Regions from separate parts of the Homo sapiens genome. Here region 2 is linked to region 1. Evidence: read pairs that join two places in POLR2A ChIA-PET (ENCODE). Cell type or tissue: HCT116. All regions are shown on one strand. Links, peaks and the distances in the headings refer to the core of each region. The heading gives the core; the rest is flanking DNA.

Region 1 (4,013 bases), core at 185-2,684:
TTAATATTTTAGGCCCAGAAGCCAATGTTCTGTGGACAAGTATAACATACTGGTTTAGAGAACTGACTTTGGAGTCAGAGTTGTGTTTGAAGTCCTTATTTCTTACTACAATGTGTTCTTGGCTGAGGATCTTACCTCTCAGAACCTGTTTCTTCACTGTAAAATGGTGTTCATCAGACCTATCTACTGGGCTTATTGTGAAGATTAGATGAGGTGATACACGGTAGGCTCGAGAAATGGTAGCTGTTTTAATAAAGATTAAATTTACCGTTGTTGTGCTTCTCTTCGCAGTATATTTAGGCCATCAGTTTATATGTTACACAAATATATGTGGAGGTTTTCTATAGGTCAGACATAGAAGAGAACACCTTTGAGAAGCATCGTAGACCCCCAGGCATTGAGCACTTTCCACTGGGAAAGAGCTTGTGTAAAGGCCCAGTGTCTACAGGGAGCACGGTTTGTTAGAGGAACTAGAGGAACTACAAGAAGGTCTATGTAGTTAGTAGAGAAGGAAGCGGGGATAGTTGTAATGGTGAGGCTGGAAGGTAGGCAGGTGCCAGACCATGGTGGACCGTGTAGGTGTGTTAAAAAGATGTCAGTTTTTAGAGTACGAATGATAAAATCCTTTGGAGCGTCATTTTTTTTTTTTTTTTTTTGAGACGTAGTCTAGCTCTGTCGCCCAGGCTGGAGTGCAGTGACGCAATATCAGCTCACTGCAATATCGGCCTCCTGGGTTCAGGTGATTCTCCTGTCTCAGCCTCCCGAGTAGCTAGGATTACAGGTGCACGCCACCACGCCTGGCTGATTTTTTTGTATATGCTTAGTAGCGACGGGGTTTCGCCAGGTTGGCCAGGCTGGTCTCAAACTCCTTACCTCAGGTGATCCGCCCGCCTCGGCCTCCCAAAGTGCTGGGATTACAGGTGTGAACCATCGCACCCAGGTGTCACTATTCGTTATGATAGTTATTAGCCACTTGTGGTTATTGAGACTGGAAATGTGATTAGTTTAAATAAGTGTAAAACCCATATCAACTTTTAAAGACAGAGTTGTTTTTTTTCTAATTCAAATTTGCAATTATAATATGTTGGATATATTACATTAAATAAAATCTTGTAAAAGTAATTTTACCTGTTTATTTTTACTTTTTTAATGTGACTACTGGAAAACATAAAATTACATGTGGGACTAGCATTGTATTTCTCTTAGATGGTGCTGTATTGAATTTTTGGACGGTACTGCATTGGAGGATTTTAAGCTTGGGCAGTAGGACATTGTATTAATCTGTTTTCACATTGCCAATGAAGACATAGCCCAGACCTGCCAATTTACTAAAGAAGTAAGTTTGTTGGACTTAACAGTTCCACGTGGCTGGGGAGGCCTCACAAACATGGTGAAAGGTACCTCTCACATGGCGGCAACAATAGAGAATGAGAGCCAAGCAAAACGGGTTTCCCTTTATCAAACCATGAGATCTCGTGAAACTTATTCATTACCAGGAGAACAGTATGGGAGAAACTGCCGCCATGATTCAGTGATCTCTCACCCGGTCTCTCCCACAACACTTGGGAATTACAGGAGTACAATTCAAGATGAGATTTGGCTGGGGACACAGAGCCAAACCATGTCAGACATGATATGATCAGATTTGTGTTTTGAAAAATTAACACTGCAATGTGGAGAATTGATTGGAGGGAATCAGAAGAGTCCAGTAAGTAGGAAAAAGTAATAACTTACACTAGGGTGGTAGCAGTAAGAATGGAAAGAAGTAGATGCATTTGAATGATACTCAAAAGGTGAAAATAACTGTTCTTAGTGATGAGATAGATGTAGGGATAAGCTGAAGCACTTAATGTAAAGGGACGGATGGTGTTGTCTTTCATTAAGATAGGGAAGAGTAGGAGATTAGATTTCAGAGGGAAGATCATGAGATTGAATTAAGACGTATTGAGTTTAAATGCCTCTGGCCTCTAAGTGGAGATGTCAAGTAAGCAATTGGATATATGTATCTGAAGCTCAGATAAAAAGTCTTGAATAGAAAAATACGTTGTTCCTTTATTATTTTTTATTTTATAGAAAAATAAGTTGGAGAGCCAGCAGTGTTGTATTGTGACCATTGAAGCCTTGGAAGTAAATGAGCTTATCCATTAGTGGGAGTTTAGAGTGGCTTAAAAGGTGCTGACTGAGCCTTGAGGAATCCAACATTAAATAACTGGGCAAAATTTGATGACAAGAGAGGTACAAGAAAAACCAAGAGGGCCAGGCACAGTGGCTCACGCCTGTAATCCCAGCACTTTGGGAGGCCAAGGTGGGCAGATGGCCTGGGGTCAGGAGTTTGAGAGCAGCCTGGCCAGTGTGGTGAAATCCTGTCACTACAAAAAATACGAAAAAATTAGCCGGGCATGGTGGCGGGCACCTGTAATCGAGCTACTCGGGAGACTGAGGCAGGAGAATCGCTTGAACCTGGGAGGCGGAGGTTGCAGTGAGCTGAGATCATGCCACTGCACTCCAGCCTGGGCAACAGAGCGAGACTCTGTCTCTAAAAAAAAAAGAAAAAGAAAAACCAAGAGAATGTAGTGTCAGGGAAGTCAAGACATAATATATAAAAAGGGAAGGAACAGAGCTGAAAAATGTCCATTGGATTTAGCACAATGGTCCTTGATGACTTAATGATGTAACTCTTTTCTTTAGAATGGTAGGGAATGGAGGGCTAAGTTAGAGTGAGTGAGGATGAAAATAGAAGGTGAGGAAATGGAGGCAGTGAATATAGATAACTCTTGAGATATTCATTCTTGAAGGGGTACAGAGATAGGACCCTCTTTTCTCTCATTAAGAGTTACTGTGTTAGAAAAGTTTGAGACATACACAGAAAGAGGGATTAAGGATGGATATGAGAAAAGAGTCCTGTGAAATTTTAAATACACGTGTGTGTCTCTCTCCATTTGTAAATTGGAGTTGAGAGAGAAACAGTGCTAACAGTATGTAGAGACCTTGAGGAGGGGGAAGAGACCCTTCCTTACACATAATATAGGAGAAAAAAAAACATATGAAACAGTATATATTATTAGGATGTATTTTTGGTAGTTTGAGTGAATTCATGAAGGCCTACTTTTTACTGTAAGTTTCACTTCTTTTCCTAGAGGAGGCCAGATAACCATGTCAGCCACAGTTGTAGATGCAGTTAATGCTGCACCCCTATCGGGGTCCAAAGAAATGAGTTTGGAAGAACCAAAGAAGATGACCAGAGAGGACTGGAGAAAGAAGAAGGAGCTAGAAGAACAGCGAAAATTGGGCAATGCTCCTGCAGAAGTTGATGAAGAAGGAAAGTAAGTACTTAATTTTTTGTATGATCCATTCATTCAGAATTCAAATTCATGTCTACTTAGTTTATTAATTTTTCATCCTTTGAGAGGAACCTCTCTTCATTTATGTCATTTTTGTTTTTTATTTTATCAAACTCATATGCATATGGTTTAATAATGAAATTATGTTGAAGGGCTTATAATGAATAGCAACAGTCCTTTTTTACCGTTCCCACCCCTGGCCTGCTCTACAGAAGTGACTGCTATGAAATCTTTCTATTTTGAGTTTTTCTGGTTGTTACCGTCACATCTCTAGATAATAATACCTACACAATTATTTTAATTAATTGACTATAGACATTATTTGAACCAAAACTTCTTGTGATAGAAGATTTAGATTACTAACACACATCTCTATTTTCCTTCCTCTCTTGTCCCCCTTCAGTTATATCACTATTCTTAGTTTCTTAGTTGGAAATATTTTCACTCTAAAATAAATTACTTCTTTATTTTTAATTATTCTTTATTATAGTATAGAGATAGCAACCTTGTTCTCTTCCCCCTACCACTGCAATATTTCTGTTCTTAGATTTTGTATAAGCTACCTTTGTAATTGTAATACTGATTATTTTCCAATTTTATCCTTAAATTTTTTTTTTTTTTACTTTAATTACAGAGACATCAACCCCCATATTCCTCAGTATATTTCTTCAG
Region 2 (7,993 bases), core at 3,231-5,730, 380 kb after region 1:
TGAAAATATAACACAGGCCGGGCATGGTGGCTTATGCCTGTAATCTCAGCACTTTGGGAGGTCAAGGTGGGCGGATCACCTGAGGTCAGGAGTTCAAGACCAGCCTGGCTAACATGGTGAAACCCCATCTCTAGAAAAAATACAAAAAAATTAGCTGGGCATGGTGGCACACACCTGTAATCCCAGCTACCTAAGAGGCTGACGCAGGAGAATTGCTTGAAACCGGGAGGCAGAGGTTGCAGTGAGCTGAGACAGCGCCATTGTACTACAGCCTAGGCAACAGAGTAACTCTATCTCCAAAAAAAAAAAAAAAAGAAAGAAAGCATAATACATACATAATACTTGATAATAAATGGCTGTTATTGGTTTATGTATTTACTATACACTACTTTTTATTATGTTAAGAGTGTACTCCTTCTACTAAAAAAAAGTGTACTGTCAAACAGCCTCAGGCAGGTCCTATCGGAAGTATGGAAGTATTCCAGAACAGGGCATTTTTATCATAGGAGATGGAGATGACAGTTTCATGTATGTGTCGCTCTTGAGGACCTTCCAGTGGGACTAGATGTGGAGCTGGAAGACAGTGATACTGATGCTCCTGATCCTGTGTAGGCCTAGGCTACTGTGTGTATTTGCATCCTAGTTTTCAACAGAAAAGTTTAAAAAGTAAAAAAAAAAAAAATTATTTAATAGAAAAAAGTATATAGAATAAAGATATAGCTGGGCACAGTAGCTCACGCCTATAATTCCAGTGATTCGGGAGGCTAAAGCAGGAGGACCACTTGAGGCCAGGAGTTCAAGACTAATCTGTGAAACACAAGACCCCATTTCTAAAAAAATTAAAAAAAAAAAATTAAAAGAAAACCAAACAAAATTAGCTGGGAGTGGTAGTGCAGGTCTGTAGTCCCAGCTACCCAGCTGCTGGAGAGGCTGAGGTGGGAGGATCGCATGAGTCCAGGAGTTCAAGGCTGTAGTGAGCGATGACTGTGCCATTGCACTCCAGCCTGGGCAACAGAGCAAGACCCTGCCCCAGCTCAGAAGAGAAAAGGACATAAAGAAAATATTTTTGTAGTTGTACAACATGTTTATGTTTTAGGCTGTTATTATAAAAGAGTTTAAAAAAATTTAAAAGTTTATAAAGAAAACAAGGCACAGTAAACCAAGGTGAATTTATTAAAGAAAAATTAAAAAAATAAATTTAGTGAAGCCTAAATGTAAGATATTTATGAAGTCTACAGTAGTGTAATGTCCTAGGCCTTCACATTCACTCACCACTCACTCACTGACTCACCCAGAGCAATTTCCAGTCCTGCAAGATCCATTCATGGCATACACGGTATATGTATGTGTGTGTGTGTGTGTATACATATGTGTGTGTGTTTATGTATCTATATATATAGATGCACCATTTAAAAAATACTGCATTTTTACTGCACCTTTTCTTTTTAGATACACAAATACTTACCATTGTGTTCCAACTGCCTATAGTAATTCAGTGCAGAAACATGCTGTACAGGTTTGTAGCCCAGGAGCAATAGGTTATACCATATAGCTTAGGTGTGTAGTAGGCCATACCATCCAGATTTGTGTAAGTATACTCTATGATGTTTGCACAATGATGAAATCACCTAATAACACATTTCTCAGAATGTATACCCGTTGTTAAGTGACTCATGACTGTACTTTAAAATGGCCAACTTTATGTTATCTGTATTTTACCACAATAAACAAAACAAAAAAGGTTTCAGGGTCATCTGGGACCTTTTTTTATTTCTCTTTCAATGTTCAGCATACCAATTCAAATATCAAAAACTCTAAGAAGTCCTGTAAGTAATCTGTATAACTTTATATAAGTCAATATTTTTTCAACTTATCACATTTCTATAAGTCAAAGACACACAATTTCACAGTTTCTGAAATAGAAATAAATCTTTACAATTTATGTGTACAACTGTTGTGATGGTATTCTTTGTGTGCCTAGAAGTGATTATTAAGCTGTAGTGCATCTTATCCACTGTCTCCTCAAATCAAGGAATTATGGAATTTTATTGCAGAAACTTTTGTTTGAGGCTCATAGTCTACTAATACCTCAGAGGACCCAGGTGTTGTCTGCTGCTTACAATGGTAGTCCCCAAAGTGGAGTGTGTGGGAAAAAAAAAAAAATCACAACTTTACCATTCTTTCATAATTTTTATATATAGGTAGCTATCTATCTATATAAAACAGTATACATAATATATAGTGACAAAACAAATGTACACAGCATATAAGGACAAACAAATCTAACTATACATATAAAACAATGTATATAATATATAAGGACAGTAGTTAAAAAAAAAAAAAAAAAGAGAACCTACTCTTTTAGGGCTCTGCTCTTGTATAGCTAGCGAGACCTAGAGCTGAAACTCTGCCCTAGCTCCAGGTTACCTTTTCTCTCTCCAGATATGAAATGTGAAGCGTGGCCAGGGGCACTGAGTCAGGGATGCTGAGCTTGCAAACCTGCCTTTCAGAAATTCTTCATCTTTACCTCTTAAAGCAGTTAAACCATCATTTCCTTGAAAAACTTAGAATATAATATGCTCCTTAAATTGTGTCAGGGTACTAATCCTAGAAGTTATCAAGTCTCTCATTTTAGAGTCTTCATAAAGTATTAAAAATGCAACTTAAGGCCGGGGACGGCGGCTCACGCCTGTAATCCCAGCACTTTGGGAAGCTGAGGTGGGCGGATCACGAGGTCAGGAGTTTGAGACCAGCTTGACCAACATGGTGAAACTCTGTCTCTACTAAAAATACAAAAATTAGCCTGGCGTGGTGGCGCGCACTTGTAATCCCAGCTACTCAGGAGGCTGAGGCAGGAGAATCGCTTGAACACGGGAGGCGGAGGTTGCAGTGAGCCGAGATCACACCACTGCACTCCAGCCTAGGTGACAGAGTGAGACTCCGTCTCAAAAAAAAAAAAAAAAAAAAAGAAACGCAACTTAAAAGAACAGAAAACTTCACCAACAAAACTATTCTTTGAACAGGCAACAATCATAGAGCAACGCTCTTTTGAGTTCTCCTCAGATGTGACAGACAAAATACTAACAAGACCATACATTTTCCTAACTCAAGAACCAGACTATTTATGTGAGCCCAAACCTAGAAATATCAATAACTTGGGCAACTGTAGAAACAAAGAATCCCAAATCCCAGGAGCCAACTGGGTATGGTGCATTTCCTCTGATACTGAAGGCACATCCTTGATCCTATTTCACAATGACAATGTCCAGTCTAAAAATGTGGCAAAAGGGAGAAGCAAATCTAAAAGATCAGAATTTTCCAGGTAAGTGTAAAAACTGTTAGATGTTAATTCTGATTGCTGGTGGGACACATTAATGAATATTGTTTTAAATAAAGTTAAACCAATTGTTTTGTTTTCTCTAATACAAAATGTTGGTTTGTATACTATAAAATTATTTCTTCTCTCATGCCACATGAAATACTCCAAAAATACTCTGCTTTGAAGATTGAATCTTACACAAGTTCTGGTAAAAAAAAAAAACCGTAACCTTTCTGCATGTCCAAGCATTCAAGCACCCACCCCCGCAACCCTGCCCTGGGGCCTTTAAAAAAAACAACAACAACAAAAAAAACCTTGTCACCTAAAGTGACTGTGGTAGAGGCATTTGAGAATTTCAGACAGTATCAAAGAGATATCTGATCTAAACAAACAAATGAAAACACTGCCACTTCCAATCTTGAGCCAGCATCATGGTTGCTTAAAGGTATGTTAAATAACCTATCCTTTGTACTTTGGATGTAAGTAGCCATAGTTTAAAAAGTGGTATGGTTTAAAAAAAAAAAAAACCACTCTCATTTCAATCCAAGGATTATGAAGACTAAATCGGAAAATCAGACAAATCAGAAACAAATCTAACTTTTTTTTTGAGACAGAGTTTTGCTCTTGTCGCCCAGGCCAGAGTGCAGTGCACTGCAACCTCTGCCTCCAGGCTTCAGCGACTCTCCTGCCTCAGCTTCTTGAGTAGATGGGATTACAGGTGCCCACCACCATGCCTGGCTAATTTTTGTATTTTTAGTAGAGATGGGGTTTGACCATGTTGGCCAGGCTGGTCTCGAACTCCTGATCTCAGGTGATGTGCCCGCCTCGGCCACCCATAGTGCTGGGTTTACGGGTGTGAGCCACTGCATCTGGCCCAAATCTAACTTTTAATAAGGTCATGGTATAAAACAAATATATTTGTACTCTCACCTATTCCATACTCACCTTGTTATACTAGGTTCTCAGTCCTTTGGAAATACAAAATGTTTTCAAAGTTCCTTGACACCTATTTTGCATTTAAGGGTACCTTTTATCCCAGCTGTTGGAGATTTCTCCAAGTGTCCATACTTTGAACAGAAAAGTCAGAATCCTGGGAATAACCATCTTTAAAGATGCTTTAAAGCCCAGAGTTTTTACCAGTGTTTCCCTGTGCCTTTGCATGTTTATCTAGAATTCCAGAGGCCTAAAATAAGGATCTAGAGCTATTCTAGGACATGCACTGCTTGGCTCATTGCTTCATTAACCTGACCTAGTTTAGCAAAAAATTTGCCAGCCCTCCTTCCATGAAAGTATTCACTCAGCTACTTTAATGGGGAATGTTAACAGTAATCTGACTCAAGTTTTTCAAAAGATTTTCTATTCTCCCTGTGGCCTTTACATCAGGGAAATATATGGGCAGGAAAAGGGAGGCAGCAACCTCTATGCTAGTTTCTGGAGAGAAACTATGGTATGAAAAGACTGCAAGTCCATGTGCTTTTTAAAAAGAAAAGGTCACAGATACATACCTGTTTCATCCTTGCTGCAGCTCTATTTGAAAATAGAATCGACCTCTCCTTTTGGAAGCAGGATGGGCACATTTCGAGGGCTCGACTATAAGAACTTTCAGCTTCTATATAATCTGAGGATAAGAGAAAGGATGAATGGTCATTTTGATTTTATTCCTGATACTACTATATTCCACAGGATCTCAGAAGCACTGTTTTCCATTCATAGGATGAAGGTTTTGAGTTAAAAGATGGTAACAGTCTATTAAGTCTGGCGCAGTAAAAATCATTTCTTCTTTTCTTCTCTCTTTAAAGGAACAGTGCTTGCTTGTGCCAATCTCACAGGCTGTGCTTGGTGAACTGACAGCTGAACATGCTGTCAGTGACAAGCCCTCAATACTCAGGAGTCCTGGCATTCCCTCAATGTTCAGTTTTCATTTGGCTGGGCAATTCAGAAAGGAGTTTTCAAAGGAGGTTACAGAACTGGACAGAGGAAAGAGACTAAACTCTGGGATCCATGGCCTGAGATAAAGAAAAAAATTATACATATTTGTTTTCATTAAATCTGTTGTGCTTTCATACAGTCAACCTGGCTAAAACAGCATCCGTGAAATGTTTGAAGAGAGACATTTGATAGAGCTAAAAGGAACAATGTAAAAATCAATATTTAAATCAAGACCTTAAAAGAGAAAATGGTGAAAAAGAGAATTATGGTCAGGATACTAATAGAAAATTGCCTATGTACTCCTTTCTCAGGTTTGAAATATTTAATATTAACATACAAAAAATATGCTTCCAAAATTAGAAGTGTTTATTCTATTAGAAAACAGTATTAATGATTACTAAACCAAGATATAGGAAAAAAAAAAAAACCCTAAAATCTGAAATCAGGTAATAGGGTAACTTTTGGAAAACAATAAGAAAAAAATTAAAAACCTGAAAATAACTAGCGGAAAATGTTAACACTCCTAGATTTCTGAAGCATATACACTTTAAGATGTGACAGAAGACTTTTGCTCTAAGATCAAATAGTTACCCCAAATTATCAGAATGAACCCCACCAACTTATTTCTAAGCAAATGTAGAAAATGCAGAAGGACATGAAGAATCTCCCTACTTAAGGCATCCAAAGAAAATGGCACATGAAAGAGCAACCTTTCTGAAGCAGTTTGGAGAATTTAAAAAAAGAAAGAAAGAAAGAAAGAGCAACCAAAGGACAGGCAGCCCTAGGCCATACCAGAGCAGTCAGGCTGCTTTCACAGCCCCACAGCAAGTGAGGAGCGGCGACTCTGCTTTCACAGCAATGCAGCACATAACCTTTAATATTCCAGGTTAGTGTTTTCCAAAGCAAGAGCTCAAGAGTTTTACCCCTGATTCTAGACTAACAGATAGTGGATTACAGAAAGACTATGCATGTGCCAAGAGACAAATGGTAACTGGTCACCATCAGATGAATAATTTGGCCTGGTTAAAAACTCAAAATGCCAAGGTACTGGGAAGCAACACTGTATTGTGAAGTCTGGTTTTGGGGTTTCTTCAGATGTTCTTTGGGGTTTCTTCACAGACTCTACAACAGGATGAGGAGTCAAGATGACCAGATTATCAGTGCTGAAAGTCGTCTTACCTCCTTTCTTAAACTGTTCATTTCCCTCCTCCTTTAGTCTAGTGCTCTCTTCTCTTCTTTTCTGAAAGACATCAGAGAATTACATAATTTCTCACAATATTATTATAAGTGAACAAAAAGGTGAGCTTTCCTTATGCACAAGTCTATTTAATAGGCAACAGTCTGACTTTTGAGAACTGCATCAGTTTCACCAAAACCTTGTACAGTGATAGAGGAAAAAAAACACATGACCATCAGGCTAATTATCAATTGCATTCTTGATGTTTAAAACAAAAAATGTAGGTCTTCTTGGCATGTCCTTTGCTTTCTATGTTTCTATCTTTTGCAATGGAATGATAATTACAGTATCACTTAATTTCTACTTACTCAGAAATGAAACTAAATAACATACCCACTGGTGTGCATACCAGTGTAAATTCAAATTGTAGCTTCTAGTACTTACTAGTTATGTGGCCTCGGACAAGTTTCAGAATCTTTCTGAGCCTTAGTTTCTTCATTTCAAAAATGAAGCTTTAATAGTATTATGGACTACTGTTTAATGGATTAATGTCATAATATACATAAAGCTGCCCATACAGTGACTAGCAAATAAGGGCTCAATAAATAAGCTATTATTTTCTGTGAAATAAGTACTTTAATCCTTATAAGAACCCTTCATGGTTTGTGTCATGAAGGAGACACAGTATGCTAGGAGAGCACATTTGTGGGTACAAGCCAAGTCTGTAGGGTTAGGGCAGTATACTGTTAGCAGGTTAACATAGGAAAATGTGAAGAAACCTAAATAAATAAGTCTGTCTTTTCTTAGCTTATTCAAACAACTCAGAAACTCACATAGATGGCCAAAAACTCATCAAACACAAAGGCTGAGAGAATGTTATCCTGCAAAGCAAAGTAGACGCATGCTGAGTGTGTGCACTTTTTTGTGGAACATCTTAACAATATAACTGGCACAAGCCAAACCAGAAGAGTCTGTATGCCTGCCACCTTTTGACAGTGCTTTAAAACAAAAACAACAAAAAAACCCCAAAAACAGAAAATCTACCAAAGTCCCTTAAAAAAAAAAAAAAAAAAAAAGAGATAGGGTCTCACTATGTTGTCCAGGCTAGAGTGCAGTGTCTATTCACAGATGTGATCAACACACACTATAACCTTGAACTCTTGGACTCAAGTGATCCTTCTGCCTCAGCCTCCTGAGTAGATGGGACTATAGGTGCACACCACTGTGCTGGGCTCTTTCCTCCTTCTTGAAGCTTCTGATTAAGTAATTTCAAAGGGAGGAAATACAGTTAGCATTCTGATTAAGTAATTTCAAAGGGAGGAAATACAGTTAGCAGGGTATTTCATGCACAAGAGAAGCCTGGAACCTAAACAATTGGTCCTTTTAACATGAGGAACTGATATGATCTGTGTTCCTACCCAAATATCCCCACGGGTCAAGGGACGGACCCTGGATCATGGGGACGGTTCCCCCATGTTGTTCTCATGATAGTGAGTTCACTTTCATGAGAACTGATGGTTTTCAAGTGCCACACTTTAAAACCATCAGCTTTCTCTTCACTTTCCGCC

Evidence for each region. ChIA-PET counts read pairs that join two places held together with the same protein. Peaks named below come from ENCODE experiments on the same cell type or tissue, not always from the same donor. Only the 100,000 strongest peaks of a DNase experiment are listed, where the experiment ranks them.
Region 2: POLR2A ChIA-PET joins it to region 1 with 5 read pairs; 8 of 35 experiments call an interaction of 5 or more read pairs at or near these places.

What each region holds. Positions count from the first base shown.
Region 1 is chr5:160,414,435-160,418,447 of GRCh38, reverse strand. It overlaps SLU7 (spliceosome associated SLU7), which reads left to right. Exons shown (of 16, transcript NM_006425.5): 2 at 3,138-3,323; 3 at 3,976-4,013. The coding sequence starts at 3,154. Among named protein-coding and RNA genes, the nearest start is that of SLU7, 2.6 kb to the left of the region's middle. In HCT116, for the core only: no CTCF peak of the experiment used is centred there; no DNase peak of the experiment used is centred there; H3K4me3 peaks cover 501 bases.
Region 2 is chr5:160,033,635-160,041,627 of GRCh38, reverse strand. It overlaps TTC1 (tetratricopeptide repeat domain 1), which reads right to left. Exons shown (of 8, transcript NM_003314.3): 3 at 6,428-6,488; 4 at 4,825-4,937. Among named protein-coding and RNA genes, the nearest start is that of TTC1, 28 kb to the right of the region's middle. In HCT116, for the core only: no CTCF peak of the experiment used is centred there; no DNase peak of the experiment used is centred there.